Regions from separate parts of the Homo sapiens genome. Here regions 1 and 2 are each linked to region 3. Evidence: chromatin contacts called from ENCODE Hi-C or POLR2A ChIA-PET data. All regions are on one chromosome and are shown on one strand. Each heading gives the region's core, a stretch centred on a gene start or an enhancer-like site at or near the end of the contact. The rest is flanking DNA. Distances are from core to core; before and after follow the strand shown.

The links. A loop is a pair of places that touch in the nucleus more often than their neighbours do. ChIA-PET counts read pairs that join two places held with the same protein, here RNA polymerase II (POLR2A). Pooled maps may share reads with other maps.
Region 1: a map of HCT116 shows a loop between it and region 3 (2.8-fold over the local background). The contact joins two enhancer-like sites. A Hi-C loop is called at or near these places in 1 of 168 maps with a recorded cell type or tissue (HCT116) and 5 of 50 pooled maps. POLR2A ChIA-PET finds 5 or more read pairs at or near these places in 1 of 52 experiments (GM12878).
Region 2: a loop to region 3 is called in a map of Calu3, with 2.8 times the contacts of the local background. The contact joins two enhancer-like sites. A Hi-C loop is called at or near these places in 2 of 168 maps with a recorded cell type or tissue (Calu3 and naive thymus-derived CD4-positive, alpha-beta T cell) and 6 of 50 pooled maps.

Annotation. Positions count from the first base shown.
Region 1 is chr1:77,029,606-77,032,994 of GRCh38, reverse strand. The region is part of intron 2 of ST6GALNAC5 (ST6 N-acetylgalactosaminide alpha-2,6-sialyltransferase 5); the gene reads right to left. Among named protein-coding and RNA genes, the nearest start is that of MIR7156, 29 kb to the left of the region's middle. Within about 2 kb of position 1,539, at least 2 of the 41 ENCODE cell types and tissues checked have a DNase peak (open chromatin) inside an H3K27ac peak, as active enhancers do.
Region 2 is chr1:76,673,340-76,676,768 of GRCh38, reverse strand. No RefSeq gene overlaps it. Among named protein-coding and RNA genes, the nearest start is that of LINC02567, 100 kb to the left of the region's middle. Within about 2 kb of position 1,793, at least 2 of the 41 ENCODE cell types and tissues checked have a DNase peak (open chromatin) inside an H3K27ac peak, as active enhancers do.
Region 3 is chr1:76,153,060-76,156,175 of GRCh38, reverse strand. All of the region lies in intron 1 of ST6GALNAC3 (ST6 N-acetylgalactosaminide alpha-2,6-sialyltransferase 3), which reads right to left. Among named protein-coding and RNA genes, the nearest start is that of ST6GALNAC3, 80 kb to the right of the region's middle. RefSeq lists a silencer at 1,786-1,895. Within about 2 kb of position 1,340, at least 19 of the 41 ENCODE cell types and tissues checked have a DNase peak (open chromatin) inside an H3K27ac peak, as active enhancers do.

The DNA.
Region 1 (3,389 bases), core at 290-2,789, 880 kb before region 3:
TTCATTAGAGTGAGGTGATATTTAATGTGGCCCGACAAGCCCGATTCCACAAAACTGGCTTCTCTGGCCTCTGCTGTTTGAAATGGCCTGAAGATAAACATAGCATGGCTCGAAATCTGGAAGATAACTGAGAATTAATGGTCAAATGCAAAAGAATTATGAGAACTTGGAGTCGTATATATAGCTGAATTACATTGGGGGAAAAATCTGAGGTTTCAGTCAACCAAATGAGAAAAATATTGAATTGACCAGAATCATAAATACAGTGTTAGAGTGGAGAGAGCACTGGCTTGGGAGTCAGGCTGGGGCTCAGATCTCAGTTCAGTCATCTATTGGTAGGTACTTCCCTACTCTCAGTCTCAGTTTTCTCATCTATAGAATGACTATGGTAGACACTCAGTAAGGAGCAGCTATTAGTATTATTATGGCTCAATTGTTACAGATATAAAGAGAGCCATGTAGAATAACCTGTCAGTGCCTCTCCCCTCATATCCAGCCACTCACTGACCCTGCTGACCCAACCTCCTGTATGTCTGTTGACGTTAATCATTTCTATCTTCCTGCAGGTTGCTTCCCCTGACTCCACCCCTGGTTCAACTCACTATCTTTTTCACCCAGTCACTGCCATGCCTCTAAGCCAGTCCTCCTACATCCACCTCAATCCATTCTCCATACCAGCCAGAGTGGCTTTCTAAAATGCACTTTTAATTAGGAACTCCTTGGCAAGTCCCTCTGTATCTCATGCCTCTCATGGTTCCTCTCTACTCCAGCCACACTGCCTTTGCTCGACCTTGTAGCTCCAAGTGGCACTATTCATAAAGTCTGGTCTCAGGTCTTTGCACGTGCTTCCCCTGGAACCCAAGTCTCCTCAATTGTAAACCGGAGCAATAATACTGACCTCGCAGAGTTATTTTGTGACTTAACTGAGATAATAATAATATTTAAGCTTACCCTCTCTGCCTTTCGCTGTCTATGATTTTTGGAACTCCTTCATCTCCCATTCAAAGCATCACTTTCTCAAGGATCCTTCCCTAAACTCCAAGACTACTGAAGCACCCTGTTTCTCCCTTTATAATTCTCATCATATTGACAATCACTGATTCAATGTCTCTCTTTCCTACAAAGTTGCAAGGTTCTGAAGAACTAGGTTCATGTTTGTGTTGGGTTTAAGTCACCACAATATCCCCAGGACCTAATACACAGTAGGTACTCACTATATATTTGCTGTACAAATAACTAAATTAGTTAGTGCATGTGTGAGAACCATTCCAGAGTGATAGTCTCTCCCAGGTTTTCTGTTTGGGTTTCCATTCTATTTTTACATGCTTGAGTATAGAGCAAGAGACAAAACTATCCCAAATCAAATATTTAATTTGGAGCAAATACTCATTTTTCTCATAAACAACTGAATAGCTCAAACTAAACCAATTACACTTAACCTGACTTCTATTTGTTTTATTATCTAAGTATAAGGGAGGTTCCAGAATGAGTCATCATTTGAGGTTCTGGACACTGACGACTGCAAAGTAGCAAATAACCAGATTGTGGCAGTGTTGATGCTCTGGTTCTCAAGCTGATGGTTTGTTTACTGAACTGCCTGTGTTAGGGGCTCTGAGAGTGGAAGAACGGTCATCAGCTGCCTGGATAACAACTCAGCACCCCAGCTGGAAACACATGAGTAAACAAAATCATAATTTTTCACTTTGCCAAGCTCAGTAAACACCATCTTGATGAGCTACCAGCTAGGCAGCCATTAGCTAAATAAATAAAGCATGAGGGTAGAAACAGGATTATTGACAAAGGCACCGTCTACTCATTTGCTAATCATTGATGGACATTAGCTGTGATGTACCCACTGGGGAGGGACTTTGCCACCTGCTTTAATCTTGCTAAACATGATGCATCCTCTGGGGCCACAGAATGGTTTACTCTGTAGCAGTGAAAAATCACATTTTCTTCTTTTTCCCTTTTATGTGCACAATGCAAGTTATTAAGCACCTACTGTTTATGTAATGGAAACTCTTAGGCAGACTGCCCAGACACAACTGCCTTCACTCCGCTGACTCTGCCCAGATTTGGCAAGGAATTGTAAAATACAAGAAGCAGATTCCTGGCAAGAAGAGATGGAGGCCCCCTGCTCCTTCAAGAAGGCTGGGAGTGAATGGTGGCAGATAGGATTGATAGCTTAAAAGAGTTTCAAGGTTTAGAAAACTTCTTCTTTTCTTAGAAACAGGGAATATTTTTATCCAGTCTTCTTTTCTTGATATTCCTCTTATGGCTTCATCCATTTATATTAGACCTTTCTTGAGATTCTGCTTAAGCACATTAGTAGATCTATAACCTCTTGGAGACTTTCAGGAGCCTGACTCATGGCTTCAGCTGTCCACTCCATAGAGATGTCTCGAGTATTCTAGCTATTCCTCTGTTCATGTCTGGATTCCAACTCCCTGGAGTCCTATGGACTCTTTCTATTTCTATTGACGACGACAATAAAAACCAGGTCCAACTGCCAAAATAACAGTCATAATGACGATCAATTTTTACAGATGAATTTTTATACTATTACTAGCATCTCAGTTAACCCCAATGTAAGCCTGTGAGATCCATATTACCACCTTAGTTTATATTGAGGAAACAGGGGCTCAGGGGTTAAATTGCTCAAGGTCATAGTTTCTGCAGCACAGCTAGTGTCAGTGCTGAGGCCAAAGCCACTCCCACATGTGTGCCTGCTCTTTCCACCATAATATGCAAAACAAAATCAGTGAAAGGACTGGAAAGAAAAGAGGATTGGGGAGTCTTAAAGAAGAAAAAAGAAAACCTACATGAATGGGTTAGTAAATAATAAAAATGGCAGGAGAAATCAGAAAGCAGAGAAACATAGAAATGGGAGGTATTGAGAATACACAGTGACTGTAAAAATTCTAAGGGACCCAAGAGGTTAATGAAGAGACTTAATGGAACAGCCTAGAATTCAGGAGGCATTCAGCCCAGGAACTAACATTTCCACACCACTCAAAAGCTGCTGGTATACAACACACTGCATTCCCATAAATGACATTCATAATGGTGATCCTAAGTCATCAAGAAAAGCTTAAATTAAGTTTTGTTCACTTAGGTAGGAAAGTATAAAATCAATTTGGAACCTTCAACAATAATTTAGACAAATAAGATTTGGTGCTAAATGGGACTGTGCTTATGTTGTTTTAAGCCTCATTTGCTCGTAAAACTCATTTCTCAACCAGGCTTCAAAATGAGGTGTCAGACTACTTTGAAAAGTTACTGCTGAAGGGTAAATGTGTTTTTCTTTCCTCACTCAGGTATGATGGTGATGACTAACTTTCCACCAAAATTCATGCTTTCCTTCCACAGTATGGAGTCACAGATGGAAG
Region 2 (3,429 bases), core at 544-3,043, 520 kb before region 3:
GCAAAACTACTGTCCTAGGGCCCCAGATGAACCTGGATGGTAAGCCATGCACAGCATTAAGTGCAAAAGTGGAAGAAAAGTGAAATTCTAAGGAAAACATGAGTAGCTGAATTCACACTGAGAGAGTTAGCAGCTGGCTGAGCTATGTGATTTTAGAGCTAAGGTGATAGACTCTGGGCTGTCTTCAGCGCATATAAATCTTTTGCCTTTTAGAGCTAAGGAAAATGATAATGATAAGTCAGAAATTCATTCAGGAAACAGAACCACTCTCAATACTTAAAACAATAAAGAATTTAAGATGGGGGACTCGATTGCTTTCAAAATTGTCAGAAGGACTGCTGTACTTGGTGCTAGGAGGGCACTAGAATGAGTCTCAAAACCATTTTTTACTGATCGTTCAAGTAGCTGCTACCTCTGAAACCACAGCTGGAAGTAAGAATTTAAGAATATAATCTTGCCCCTTTGATCCAGGGTTATAAAACCTAGAGTTGCCGAAGTTGGTTGACCAATCCTTTTAATTTTTCTCTTGCTAAAGAGGTCTATCCAAAGAGAAATAAAAATGTTTATTGGTTACAAGAAAAACTTTTTAAAAACAAAAATGTAGTACTTTGTGCTCAAATAGGTTTTGGTATTTTCCTTCATCACTGAAGGATTTTTGTTTTTTGATAAAATTTTAGAAACTGTATATTTAACATAATTTACAGCATCTAGTTGTTAAGTAGCATCTTTGCACACATTTTTTAGAAGTTAAGATCTGGTATTGGGGTGATGAGATTGAGAGATTATAGGAAGTTGATGAATTGACATCTAAACTCAGCCACAGAATGGAGATGGCAAAGACAATATAGATACAGGATTCCTAGGTTCAAGGAAAGCAGGGGATGGGAGCCATTATTGAGTAGGGGATGGATCCAAGGGGGCTGTAAAGTTTCTGAGTTTGAACAAGAAACAGAAGGAGAAGAGTTGCAAAGTTCCATGTGAATAATTCACTTTTCTTCCGTAATCTCATGTAATTGGCATATAATCTCACTGCAAGAACACTAATGAGCGAAATCAGACATTGTGACTGGACATAATATAGGGTGGGGAGCCAAATAGCAGAGCAAGTTTTCAACCCTGATTGTAGAATGACCTTGTACTGTCTTATCCTGTCCTGTACTCTTCTGACCCACTTCAGACTCTTGGGTTGGAGGCAGGATCTAAAGTCCCATTAGTGGTTAGGACAATTTCCTCCCTCAAGAGAGTAGCCACATTCCTGGCTGAGTGTTAGGTTAGGGAATATCTAGGGAGAACCTCATTTCTACAGCTTCTTGTCACCTTATGAATGAACCTCTAAGAATTAATGGATTCAGGGGCATTTCATTCACACAATTTAGCCCCTTCCTCTCCTTGGGGGGTCTCTGGAGGCAGTTAGAGACAGAAAATATAAACTATGCTCTGCTTTGCACTTCCCTTCCAGGGTAGCCTGTGGCTGTTCAGTACTTCCAAAGCTGTAAATGGGTAAGTCTGTTTAACTAGGGGGAATGTATTAGCAGGCCCATTTGGCCAGTAGACCTGAGTCACCCACTCTTCAATATTAGCTTTCATCAGTAATTAGACTCTTGGGTCTCTCTCTTTACTAATTTACGAATTGGGCGGGAAAGATAGAGGGGTGTTAAGAATTAGTGCTCTCAAACACTTAAAGGTGAAGGTGGGAAGCTTTTTCTCACTCCTTTAGCTCAAGCTGTACCATACAGTGTACATGTGAGGGGCCAGAGGCCACACCTTGGACGCAGACTGTAGATGATGTGGCCCTCTGGTGCAGCCATCTTTTCAGCCAGGCTGGTGATGTCATCATCTTGGAAGGGCTTTGGCAGCATTTTTGATTTCAAATAGATTATTTGTCAGACTTCATTGTTTAGGTGAGATCCAAATAAGCTCCAGTTTTTCACATCACTTGGTTTCACCATAATGTCTCATGTACCAAAACACAATTCAGCAACAAAAAATGACTAAAAAGTACTGCACTTCCAATTTTTACTTGCATCTCCTAAGAGACAGTAAAAGGAATCCAATTCAAAATACAGAAGCACTTATTTATAAATCCTCCTTGTTCTTCTCCAGTTTTTTCACACCCTTGGCTGCTTCCTAAGCCTTTTTGCTCAAAACTCTGCCAGAGTCTCCTTACCACTCTCATAATTGCTTTTCTGTTTTCTCTTCCTTGCTACATTCTTATTCTTTATATATTCACTTCATTTTTTTCTTACTCTATACACTTACAGAATTTTTCAGAATAAGTAAGACCCCAGTGTCAATATGAACTATTAATAACCAAGGATAGATTTTGAGTGTAGAAAGAACTTGGTTTTGTTTATAGTTACCTAGGTTTTAAATTAAAATTAGTTTATGTAAATCAGTCATAATTTTAAAATTCAGTTTTCTTTAAGCCTTTAAGTTGAACTTCAAGTCTTATTATTCTATTTATGAGTTTAGTAATTGTAGCATAAAATAAAAACTATTAACGTTGTGAACAGACTAAATTCCCTGTGACTATTATCAGTTGGACTGTTACATGCCCTATCCTTCATTATTTGCTCTTTCAAAGTCCATCCTCAATGAGCCCTCTGAATATCTTTTTCTTTGCCAGATGGCCTGATGTTTCACTTTGTCAATAGTGGGCACTGGGCGCAGTGGGACAGGGCTTTTCTTCCTGATTCCAGTGTGTTCCTCTTGGGAGGCTCCCAGTCAGCAGCACCTGATAGCCAGAAGCTTCCCTCCCCTGCACCCTCTCAGGAGGTTTTGTAGCAGCATGCATCTGGCAACATACTCCCATAAACAGTTGGTGTCTTAGAGAGCGGATTTATGGAAGTTCCAGAGGGTGGATTTCCAGAAAGTCCCACCACAGAGCACCACAGTAACTTCTCTACCATCCAGTGAGCCATGATCATGCCCTCTCCAGCAAGCTCTGGATCGCAGCCCTGGGTGGACCTCTTCCTGTGTGCTACATTTCACTTAAGGGCAAGACAGCTTCTGGTGTTTTTTTGTTTTTTGTTTTTGTTTTTTTTTTGAGACGGAGTCTCGCTCTGTCGCCCAGGCTGGAGTGCAGTGGTGCAATCTCGGCTCACTGCAACCTCCACCTCCTGGGTTCATGCCATTCTCCTGCCTCAGCCTCCCGAGTAGCTGGGACTACAGGCGCCTGCCACCACGCCCGGCTAATTTTTTTTTTTTTTTTTTTTTTTTGTATTTTTAGTAGAAACGGGGTTTCACCATGTTAGCCAGGATGGTCTCAATCTCCTGACCTCGTGATCCGCCCACCTCAGCCTCCCAAAGTGCTGGGATTATAGGCGTGAACCACCACACCCGGCCAAGACAGCTTCTTATGTCTGCTGTTCCTATAGTCTTTATGGTCCTCTTTACTTCTTACTAGAGAGTCCCTTATTATTCTAATCC
Region 3 (3,116 bases), core at 91-2,590:
AAGAATGGCATTTTCTCTCTGCCTTCTTCCTCTCAAAAACCCATAACCCCAGTCTAATTATTAGAAAACCTTAGACAAATTCCAAAAGAGGAACCTTCTACTAAACTCCTGAGCAGTACTCCTCAAAACTGTCAAGGTCATTAAAAACAAGTTTAAAGTCTGAGAAACCACTACCGCCAGCAGGATCTTAAGAAGACATGACAACTAAGGTAAGGCGGTATCCTGGGTAGGCTCCCGGAGCAGAAAAAGGACACTAGGTCAAAATAAAGGAAATCCGAATAAAGTATTGGCTTCAGTTAATAATAATGTATCAATATTCCTTCACTAATTGTAACAAATGTGTTATGCTAATATGATTAAAACAACAACAACAGGAGAAACTATATGTTAAAAATAGGAGGCCGGGCGCGGTGGCTCACACCTGTAATCCCAGCACTTTGGGAGGCCAAGGCAGGTGGATCACGAGGTCAGGAGATCGAGACCATCCTAGCTAACACGGTGAAACCCTGTCTCTACTAAAAATATTAAAAAAAAAAAAAAATTAGCCAGGCGTAGTGGCGGGCGCCTGTCGTCCCAGCTATTCGGGAGGCTGAGGCAGGAGAATGGCATGAACCCGGGAGGCGGAGCTTGCAGTGAGCCGAGATTGCGCCACCGCACTCCAGCCTGGACGACAGAGACTCCGTCTCAAAAAAATAAAATAAAATAAATAAAAAAAGGAGAAAGTGGGGGAACTCTTGCTATATTCATAGTTTTTCTGCAAATCTAAAGCTGTTTGAAACAAAGTTGATTAAAACAACCAAAAATTACCCATGCCTGGCACATAGTAATTCTCTATAATAATTTGGCTGTAGTGACGGTAGCAGTAGTACTCATGGCTCCAGTGTAGGCGCATGGAGGAGACGGGGGTCGGGGGGCAAGATTTGCTGAGTCCTTTATGTTCTTCCTGTGGGAATTTAGGTTCAAAGGTCCAGGAAATAAACTGTCACTGTGCTGGTCACCACCCAACAACCACTTCTAGACCCTGTACCAAGGGCAGCAAAGCCCGTAGCTTTATAGTGACTTTGTAGGGAGGAGGGCACTCCCCGATTCCCACAAATAAAGAGAAGGTCACCCTCACATACACACATCCTCCAAGGCAAAAAAAATAAAAAATAAAAAGATTGGTGGAAATGCAAATGCAAAGAAAATGCAAAGATTTCAATCAAGAGGTGTTTTGTAATCAGAAGGAACTTCTAATCAAGGGCCAAGAAACTGACCCCACCCAGTGGCTGCCAGATGACCTAAAAACCCGGAAGTCAGAATGGTGGTTTTCGTTAAATGGTAGCGCTCCCTGGTGTATTGAGCTGGTGAAATATGGCTTGTATTTCCCTTGCCTGCATGCAGTCTTAAATCCTCCCTCAATAGAAAATCTCCTGTCAGGCTGATCCACACTAACCACGGGCACTCCTGCTCTCCCCAAAATAAGCAAGATCAGCCCAGGAAGTCAAGTCCTCATCTCCTGTCAGATGTCAACACAAGCATGCTACGGCCACATTGCAACCAGGTTAGGGACAAAGAAGAGCAGCCTGGATGTACAGCATTACCAAGGCGGATGCTTCTGTGAGCGTCAAAAACCCTGGGTTACAATCACGTTTCACTAACGAAACACAAACAAGCAGTGGCTGTGCTTCATTTGCAACAGGCGTTTCCAGACACTAATATTGCCCACACTTGCTTGAGTTGGAGAATGTCTTTACATTCATAACAAACCTTGAAAGTAGAAGCTGAGACACAAAGTAGCAGCTTAAATGCAGTGCTCTTCGGGGACTTCACTAAGAAACAACCTGAGTGTTCCCCAGTACGATTGCTTTAAGAGTGACGAGAGCGCCCTCTCGTGGGGGAGAAAGGGCCCTGCATGCAGGGTGCAAACCTGTGAGGGCCAATGCACCACCGGCTACGGGGTCAGCCTGGGTTGGATTCATGTGGTTGGTGCCTGCTCTGTTTTCTCCTCCTCATGATCTTGGTGGTGTTCCAAGAGAATTGTCCACCCACATAAGCAAGAGAAAATTCCAGGGGTGAAATGACTGGACTATTTTTAAGCCGACTGGGCCAGGTTGGGTTTCATGTCTCTCCTGATCAGTGTTTGCCTGAGTTTGCAGCTCATTCTCATCACGGAAAAAGCCCTCCCGACTACAGACGGCGGGACAGGCAACTCATCACTGTGACGGAACCCAAGCCAACTCTTTAAGCCAGTGGGCAAGGTCTTAGATAAGACACCAAAATGGAGAAAGTTGCCCATTGCTGAGGGGCGCCCGTTTGGACAAACAGCAAAATGGGGCCAGCCAAGAGCATCATTTCAGACAGAGAAAAACGAGAAGGGAAGGGGCTCAGAGGCATTGGCCTGAAACAGAATATGACTAACTGTTCCCTGTCTAGGTCAACTCCTTAGGACATAAAAATAAGCCACTCAAACAAAGCCATGGTTAGTGTTTTAAACAAAATATAGATATGTTTAAAACTTAGCAACACAGGACAAGTTATACCAACAGCAAAACACAGAAAAATCTGAGGTGAGGGAGTAAGGAGTAAGTCCCTTTGCCTGAATTCATGCCATGTTTTATTAAAGTGAACAAGGAATAGCCATGCTTGAAATCCCCTCCCCAAACGGCTTTGTTAGCTGGACACAGCCACTCCATCTCAGGTGTAATTTCGCACGCACAGGCAGGTGAGGTCCTGAGTTGGGGACAGCTCTCTGGCGGTGAGACATCTCCCCAGAGGCTCACAGGTACACTCTAGCCGCCTATGGGTCTATAGGAGCCCTGGGGAAGAAAAGATGGAGTTTCTGGTTTAGATTAGGTTATTCTGGCAACAAAAAGGAAAGGGCAGGGGAGGAGAACATTATCAGTGTCCTTCAAGAACGGGCAACTTCAGAGGGTATGCAAATAGGCAATAGCTATAGGGGAAAAAAAATTCACAATGGCATCCAAAAAATGTAACTTAAATTAAGGATGTTACGTCATTTTCCACCTATCAGAAGGGCAAAATGAAAAAGCATGACATATCCATTACTGAATATCTGAGGAAAGAGACACCAGACACCACTATTAAAAGGAGCAAAAATGGTCTTCCCACTTCTG